Regions from separate parts of the Homo sapiens genome. Here regions 2 and 3 are each linked to region 1. The links are chromatin contacts, found by Hi-C or POLR2A ChIA-PET in ENCODE. All regions are on one chromosome and are shown on one strand. Each heading gives the region's core, a stretch centred on a gene start or an enhancer-like site at or near the end of the contact. The rest is flanking DNA. Distances are from core to core; before and after follow the strand shown. Region 1 overlaps GLI3 (GLI family zinc finger 3). Region 2 overlaps GLI3 (GLI family zinc finger 3). Region 3 overlaps GLI3 (GLI family zinc finger 3).

Region 1 (2,717 bases), core at 30-2,529:
GTCCCCAGCCTAAGGCCTCAGGGTCCAATGCCCACCCCTCTTGCTCCTGCAGAAATCTAGGCTGCAAGGTGCTCCTAATCTCTGTGTCCCTCCAGCTGCAATAGGAACCCTAGTCACAACAGATCTTATGGCCACATGAGCAAGGACGGGCTCCTGCCAAGGCATCTGGTAGCTTCCTGCCCAGGTAAGGTGGGCCTCCCTGGTGGGCTCTGTATTTGTTTTGCTGCTGGACAGAAGAGCTCCTTCTTTTAGAATCATTTGCAGCAGTGGCCTCTACATACTGGTTGGAAATCTATAATTATATGGAATAAATAGACACAAAATGAGAACAAGAAGGATTGAAGTGATGAATGTTTCACACAGCTAAAGTTACTCATTTTCAAAGAATGTCCTCTGCTCAATAATCTGTTCTTCCTACTTCGTGGTGTGAAAACAGCCTTTGTGTTGTGAAATGGTAATGACAGCAGAGAATGCTCTGGGAATTGTTTGCTATTTTCCAGTGTCCCAACTTACCCCAGCCCTGCCATGCCCATATTTGGACAAATATCTGGTATCCCTATGTTGGTATCTGCCCCACAGTATTTTTTTGGAGGGGAGGGGGCGGTGGGGAGGGCGGATATTTTTTCCATTTCTTACTGCCAACAATGTGGGAACTACTGATTTGTAGTAATTAAAGACTGTGAAGATTTCCAAAGAGAGAAATGGAACACAAAATTGTGTCAGGTGTGGCGGCTCACACCTGTAATCCTCGCATTTTGGGAGGCCGAGGCTGGCAAACTGCTTGAGCCCAGGAGTTTGAGACCAGCCTGGGCAACACAGCAAGACCCTGTCTCTGCTCAAAATAAAATAAAATAAAATAAAATAATTAGCCAGGTGTGAAGGTGCAAGTCTGTAGTCCCAGCTACTCAGGAGGCTGAAGTGGAAGGACCCCTTGAGCCCGGGAGGTCGGGGCTGCGTGAGCCGAGATCACACCGCTGCACTCCAGCCTGGGCGACAGTGACCCTGTCTCAAAGGGAAAACAAACAAACAAACAAACAAAAAACAGAAACACAAAAGCATCAGGGTAGCTAAAAAGAAATGGCACCAACTCATGAACTTGCACAGAAGCACGGAGTGTATTCAACTCAGGCGACTGAGGGTATTTGGGCATAAGAAACAGGTCGCAGGACAACAGTCACAGGGCTGACACTGAAGGCAGGGGACAGCGAGAGTTCTGCCCTTGCTGACTGAGAATGGCACTGAGGGCAGGCGATGCAGAGGGGCCAGAGAACAGAGCAGGAGCTGGCAGATGAGAAAAGTGGAGGGAAGGTGGCTCTCTTCCAGGGTTTTTGTGAATGGATGGGTGGGGAGTATTTCCTCCACATTCCAGAGGAGGGAGGAACAGTGACAAGGCCAGAGGGTGGAGAAAGGCTTAAGGAATCTGTCTCTGGGGACACTTCACAAATGCACAGCAATCTCTGCATCTCTTCACGCCTGCTCAAAGAACTGCTGCCTGCTATCAGCAACGCGACCTGTGTTTTGTTTCCATTTTGTTTACTGTTGTTGTTGTTTTAAAAAATAACCAACCTTGCCGGTGGCGTGCTGGATTTTTTAAACTTTTTCCTCTTCACTGGCACACTCACAAGTTTGTTTAGTGTAAGTCTGAGAATCCAAAGGGGTTTTATGTGCCTCACATTCATAAATCCTCAACTGCTTTTCAACCAAATTTATTGCCCCTGAGGATTGAGGGTGAATGGAAGAGTCAAAAGGAATCTCCTGGGCTAGAAGGAGAATGCACAGAGCTGTGTGCACACAATGTCAAATATCCAGATGAAAAGTGAAAACTTGAGCAAATCCTCCAGATGCTTCCAAGGACCTGAATGCTTGGTGAGTCCGCAGAAATACGTGGATGCTTAATGGAACTTTGCACCGTTAGTAGCAATAGTTAGCACTGTGTTTGTACAGCCCACCACGGAATTCACAGATGTGTCTAGACTTAACTTTGTCAATCCTGATAAATTAAAAATGATATGTTATGCCTCCCTCTAGAGTCATGACCAGCATCTTCAGATTAGACTAGAAACCTCTAATCTAACAGATTAGAAAACTATGCCTCTTCTGGGGAGACCTAGCCCCTCTGGCACTCAGCTTGGTGAGCTGATGGCGCTTTCCGCAAACTGGAAAGATAGACTCTTCCTCTGGGTAGCTTGGTGAGCAGAGTATGTGTTCAAGTTTAGCCCCTTATTTCTGTCCTTTGTGCAGTAAACACCCAGCACAACTGTACACAGACACCCTGCCTCCCTCTACAGTGCCCAAACACAACTCAGCTAGAAGTCTGACCATTTCAAAGTAAGAGGATAGGAAATAATACATGATTAAGACTTCTTTAGCATAAGCCACACACACAAATAGATTCCACAATTACAGAGGGAAAAAGAAAGAGAAAGGGAAAGGAAAAGAGTGAAGCTGCCCTAAAATGGCTTACCTTAGCATAATAAAACCATGGGATTTCAGAGCTGGAAGGCATCTTTTTAAATTATCTATTTATCTATTGCAACCATCCCTTGCAAGAATCCTTTGCACGACGTCCCCATCCCACCCTCCACCAGCAGTCATCCAGCCTAACCTGAAACACCCTCCCACCCCTGTCTCTGAGAACTGGAAGTCTGACGCCATCACCCTCCTTTCACACTGCTCTATGCACAAGAAATCCTGTCCCCTCCACCCCACCACACTGG
Region 2 (2,700 bases), core at 104-2,603, 110 kb before region 1:
GTTTGTGGCATAGATAAGAACAAAATTCAGGGCTAAACTTTCTACCCACTATGTAGATGTAGCTGAGGAAAAAAGTGGCAATTTCAAGGTCTAAAAGTTTGCTCATTTGTGAGAGAGTCAAAGGCCTCGACAGAAGAGAACATTTCCCAAATGCCTTTTAATTAAATGCTACAGAAAATGCACAGAAGAGAAGGGGTGCTGTGTACCCATTAAAATAAATGAGATGAAGAAAAGAAAGAAGAAAGGCAAGAAGGGAGGGAGGGAGAAAACCGAAAGCATCCATGCAGACATGCAGACACAAACACACACAGTGTACTCCTGATACTCTGACTATACTTGATACATATTCCAAGATCCTAGACTCTGGGGCACTGTCAAAACCAGTAACCAACATTACAAGGGTTAAATTAGTTATCCTTGGTTGGCAATGGGTCTGACCTCTGCTAACTGGTGGTCTGGAAGGAGATACCAAATCTAAGTGAAAGTCCCCTTCAGTGTAAATGGTAAATTTGCTCTGTTTTGATCCCAGGGCCTGTGGTTCAACTCTCAGGAGGGATGTGTTAACACTTCATACAGTGGATGGAGAGAAAACTGCTGTTTTTAGAAAATTTATTTTTGGTGGCTAAATGCCTTTAAACTGTATGTTCATACATTTGTATAAACTATAATTCCCTCTTTATTTTGGTCTTGATCCATTCTTATTAAAATGAACTGGCTAATTTTCCTAAATTATTGTACCATTAAAAATTATTTGTTGGAACAATTATTTTTTTTTTCCTCGAGTCCACATTAGAGAAAAGGCCTCTCTCAGAGCCACGGCCAATCCACTTTCCCAGTGGTCTTCACTGAGCATCAGCAGTTCAAACATACCCAACCTGTACCTTTCAAATGCTCAACACAGAGAATTCCCCAAGGGTTAGTCAACCGCTGGCTCATATACAAAGAAAATACTGTATTTTGCTCTGAAGAGCTTTCTGAATCAATTTAAACACAGTGAGACAGACACAATATCCCAGAGAGAGGAAAACCTACCTTATTACATTCCTGACCCAAGAGAAAGGATTTGCCCTTAGGACATAAAAGGAATCTGAGGGGGTATGGGGAAAGAATTATCTAATCCTAAACGTAAAAACAGTTCATAATGCAGCATGACAATGCTTTTAATCGCTGACATAATTGTAATATGTATATATAATATGATACAAGGAAGGTAAATGCAGCTTGCTTTTCAGCCTTAAAGGCTCTCTTCAATATTCTACTTAAGGTCTTCTGGATTTTATGCATGCTTGGGGGAATTTTCAGGGGGAGGTAACGTGATATTATAAGGATTCTTTCTCAGTAAGATCACATCTTGTTCTGATTTGATTTGATGCATCTGTATGTGGCAAGTGTGGTAAAGTGAAACTAAGCTCTGTGAATGCAGTGTTTTACAATTCCTCCTTGATTTCCTGTGCAAGCCCATGTGGCCATAAAACAATGGGCAGAAGAATTGGGATTTTTATTTCTTCATATGGGAAAGCTGCTGGGAGAGACACTCCCGTAATCTCAGCTGTGAGTGGTGTGGGCGTTCACTGTTTTCCTTTCAGGGCTATATAAAATATATTTTTTAATGGGAGTTGAGTTTTTCCCCCAGATGTTTCCATACATGATATAATGTAAGCCTATGGTACCATCTCCCAGGAAGGAAAGGCATCCCTGAGTGATTGGTTGGAAGGCTGATAAAGAAACCTGACATTTTGAGAAGTCCAGCTTTTTTTTTTCTTCTTTAACATTATTTATGGAAAGAATTTTACAACACCCTTAAAAGTCACTATGTGGTGGCTGGACTTTACCAACTTTGCAGGCTGACATTTTTACACTAGGCATGGCTGGGACCTAGGAGTTTTGCAGTGTTCACATTTTACTAAAGTGAACGCTACTGACAATTCTGGCAGATGCCAATGATCATTCCAGAATACTGAGTATCAGATCCACTATTGCTCTTTGCGGTCATATGATTAGATGAGCAAAAGAAAAAAGTGTCCAAGTAATAGAAATTTAAAAATAAAGAGAGAAAGAGCTGGTGTTCTGGCTGGACGTTGTGTGTGTCCTAATTCTCCTGAACATCAAAATCCCTCAAATGATACCTTCTGCTTTGCTTTCTAGCTGGGTTTATTTTGCGTGAGCATGGCTTTGACCCCTTCTGGACTGCTTCCTGAGTAGAGGAACTGTATCACATTCATCCTGGTACCCCACAGGCCTTCACCCTGACTTCCACACGCAGGTGCTCAGGAACTGGTGCTTGGTGCAACATAAATATATAACTTGAACCAATAATCTGTTTCCTCATATTTCATTGTAGCTGCAGTTAAGCCGTTCACCAATCCAGATGCACTGAAAAGATTTTCTCAATTTAGCTCTAATATTGATGTTTTCTTGCTCTACGTCAGAGGAGGGAAGCTTCTGCTCTAGGGCAGAAGACATCTCCTATATGCCGGCTGCACACTTAAAATTTTTTAATTTAAATTTTAATTTATTTTTTGCAAAGGGCAAGAATTAGGAATTCTTTTTGGTTCACATGTTGTCATTAAGCTGGCTCCACCAGGTCATTCTAAGGTAATGCTTGGAAAGAGGCGGTAAAGGATGGAAATGGTCACTAGGGACTTAGAGGAGCCAGGGGCTGACTTCATTTATTTTACAAGTAAACTGAGATGGCTGAAG
Region 3 (2,700 bases), core at 149-2,648, 110 kb after region 1:
AACTCACAACCTATGTTCTTTATGGCGTGAACTGCCTGCCCATTTCAGAGCAGAACTGGCACATATACTCTTACCATTAAAAAAAAGTCAAGGAGACAAGAGCTTATGGTGAAGAATAGCAGATAAATTTCAAACTTCCAACAAAACTCAAAGCCATCTGACTCCCAGCTAGAAGACCAACAGACATCACAATCAGTGGTTGGTGCAAAAGTAATTGCGGTTTTTGTCATTACTTTTAAAGGCAAAAACCGCAATTACTTTTGCACCAACCTAACAACACCCATGCAATGGACAATTTAAAAGCAAATTGCAAGGCCAAGAAGTGACCAAAAGTTAAAGCAAAAAAAAAAGCAACTCCTTAGGAATTTGCAGACCATAACACTTTCCCCTTACCAACCTTGAAGAAAATAATTTTTTAAGCAAAGAACCAAATTCTTGTTTTTGAAAGAATCAAAGTGAACAGGGAACTTCCTTTGCATCATTAATCTATCAACTTTGGTTTCACATTGCATCAGCGTTAGGATAATAATTTCTGCTTTCTATCACTTTAAAGTATGTTCCCAATAACTATCAGATCTGATAAAAGATCCCCAAGACCACAGCCTACATACGTTTATCATTAGTTTCTTTTTTAAAGCCGAGTTGCAGATTAATAAGAACTATCGAATTACTCCTTTAAAACGAAATCATGGGCCAAAAATGAGGCAAAACACTTCAAATTGAAAAGTCAGTATTTGCAAATTGTTGAAAAAAATTTTATAAGAGAATGAGAACATGTAGAACATTGGAAGATTTAGATGAAAAAAACTCTTATTATTTAGAAAACACAACATGTAGCTTATGAAGTAATGCATCTACATCAAAAAGAGATTATTAAGGCATTTTACTTACAGTCTTCACACATTAATGGACTTGGACATTTTAAAGTCAACAATTATACCTAAGATCTGCATGCATACTTTCTATGGGAAAGCCAATATGTGAAATGCCACAAATGATCACTTAAACCACAATTGCATTTAAATAATTCAGAAAACTAAATGTCATCTCCTTCGTCATTTACACTTCAAATATAACAATAAAATTTAAAATCAGACTATGGGCACATGAAACTACGGGTACACTGTACTTCCTGCATAAAGATTACCAAAGGCTTTATATGTTGATATAGGTTCCTAAATGTTACAAAAATCAAATTTGACTTGCCTTTTTTTTTTGTCATACAAGATCTACAACACAGTTTTTCACTTGCATTATTTTAAATTTCAGTGTTAAGTGGCAAATGCTTCTTTAAAAAGCTGTTCAAGTTTTCTGAACTGTACCTTTTGGTTGTGGGTCTGCGTATGTTTAAACAAAACTCTATACGCATGTTATTCCAGGAGCAGATACTCAGCTGAGAAAAGTACGAAAACAGATCTGCAAGGACATGCAGTGGAATGTGAGTGGTTTGGCTGGGAAGCTCACAATGAAGAACAAATTGCACCACAGAATGGCTGGAAAAGTTAATTAAAGCAACCTCACCAATAACTCAGCCAGTAACAAAACTTTTTGTTCATTTGTGTGATTTTAATCATGAAATGGTGGATAGGAGAGAAAATGCAGGTATCACATTCATTTGGTTTTTGAAACTGAACTCTTTTTTTTTTTTTTTTTTGAGACAGAGTCTCGTTCTGTCGCCCAGGCTGGAGTGCAGTGGCACGATCTTGGCTCACTGTAAGCTCCACCTCCCGAATTCACGCCATTCTCCTGCCTCAGCCTCCCGAGTGGCTGGGACTACAGGCACCCGCCACACGCCCAGCTAATTTTTTATATTTTTAGTAGAGACGGGGTTTCACCGCGTTAGCCAGGATGGTCTCGATCTCCTGACCTGGTGATCCGCCCGCCTCGGCCTGCCAAAGTGCTGGGATTACAGGTGTGAGCCACCGGGCCTGGCCGAAACTGAACTCATTTTTAATTGTTCAGTTATAAATGGATATAGTTCAGGGCTTTGTTAAAGAAAGCACAAGAACCTTTCTGGAAACAGTAGCAATCAAACTACCTGTTATAGCATCCATATGATTCTGTTTTCCTTTCTACGAATAGCGTCAGTGCAGGGGTCCAAGCATTTATGAAATATTCATAGAGAAAAAGAGAAAAGATAGGAAGAGGGACAGAGGGACAGATGGATGGACAGAAGGATGGAGGGCCATGGCGATGTCAACCACCAGCCAGCACACGAATAGTGTCCCAACTTGGAAATCCTGCACCCCACGAGCTCTAAACCCAGACAGGGCCAGGTCCAAAGCCCACACACCAGTCCCTGTGATCAAGACTGAGTGCAGAGGCAGCAGGTGACCAGGTTGCAGAAGAAAGGGCCTCTGCGCTTCCAGCAATCCACGCCCCTCAGCATAATCCTGGGACTGTAAAAAGGCTCTGAACTAGTTAGATGAAAACTGTAGAGGACTCTGTAAAAAAGACCATGGTAATTATTAGCATCACATACACAAAGAAAGGGTTTATTGTCCTTTCTTTTACTTGTTCCTCTCTTTAGATTTATTTGTTTTCCAAGAATCTGCCTGTCGGCTTGCAATCCATGTTTAAAAACACCACTTCCATTTTTCTTTTATTTGATTTTTGTCCCAAAATATAAAACAGTAAATCTCTTAGAAGAAACAGGAACACTGAAAAACTGGCCAGAGTTCGCCAGATTTCTAGGACAGC

The links. A loop is a pair of places that touch in the nucleus more often than their neighbours do. ChIA-PET counts read pairs that join two places held with the same protein, here RNA polymerase II (POLR2A). Pooled maps may share reads with other maps.
Region 2: a loop to region 1 is called in a map of PC-3, with 2.1 times the contacts of the local background. The contact joins two enhancer-like sites. A Hi-C loop is called at or near these places in 2 of 168 maps with a recorded cell type or tissue (PC-3 and heart left ventricle) and 3 of 50 pooled maps. POLR2A ChIA-PET finds 5 or more read pairs at or near these places in 3 of 52 experiments (A673, H1 and WTC11).
Region 3: a map of right cardiac atrium shows a loop between it and region 1 (3-fold over the local background). The contact joins two enhancer-like sites. A Hi-C loop is called at or near these places in 3 of 168 maps with a recorded cell type or tissue (esophagus muscularis mucosa, gastrocnemius medialis and right cardiac atrium). POLR2A ChIA-PET finds 5 or more read pairs at or near these places in 3 of 52 experiments (A549, H1 and WTC11).

The regions. Positions count from the first base shown.
Region 1 is chr7:42,106,317-42,109,033 of GRCh38, forward strand. All of the region lies in intron 3 of GLI3 (GLI family zinc finger 3), which reads right to left. Among named protein-coding and RNA genes, the nearest start is that of GLI3, 130 kb to the right of the region's middle. Within about 2 kb of position 1,280, at least 4 of the 41 ENCODE cell types and tissues checked have a DNase peak (open chromatin) inside an H3K27ac peak, as active enhancers do; they include A673 and PC-3, where a contact is called at or near this core.
Region 2 is chr7:41,995,523-41,998,222 of GRCh38, forward strand. The region is part of intron 10 of GLI3 (GLI family zinc finger 3); the gene reads right to left. Among named protein-coding and RNA genes, the nearest start is that of GLI3, 240 kb to the right of the region's middle. Within about 2 kb of position 1,354, at least 4 of the 41 ENCODE cell types and tissues checked have a DNase peak (open chromatin) inside an H3K27ac peak, as active enhancers do; they include A673 and PC-3, where a contact is called at or near this core.
Region 3 is chr7:42,218,218-42,220,917 of GRCh38, forward strand. The region is part of intron 2 of GLI3 (GLI family zinc finger 3); the gene reads right to left. Among named protein-coding and RNA genes, the nearest start is that of GLI3, 18 kb to the right of the region's middle. Within about 2 kb of position 1,399, at least 3 of the 41 ENCODE cell types and tissues checked have a DNase peak (open chromatin) inside an H3K27ac peak, as active enhancers do.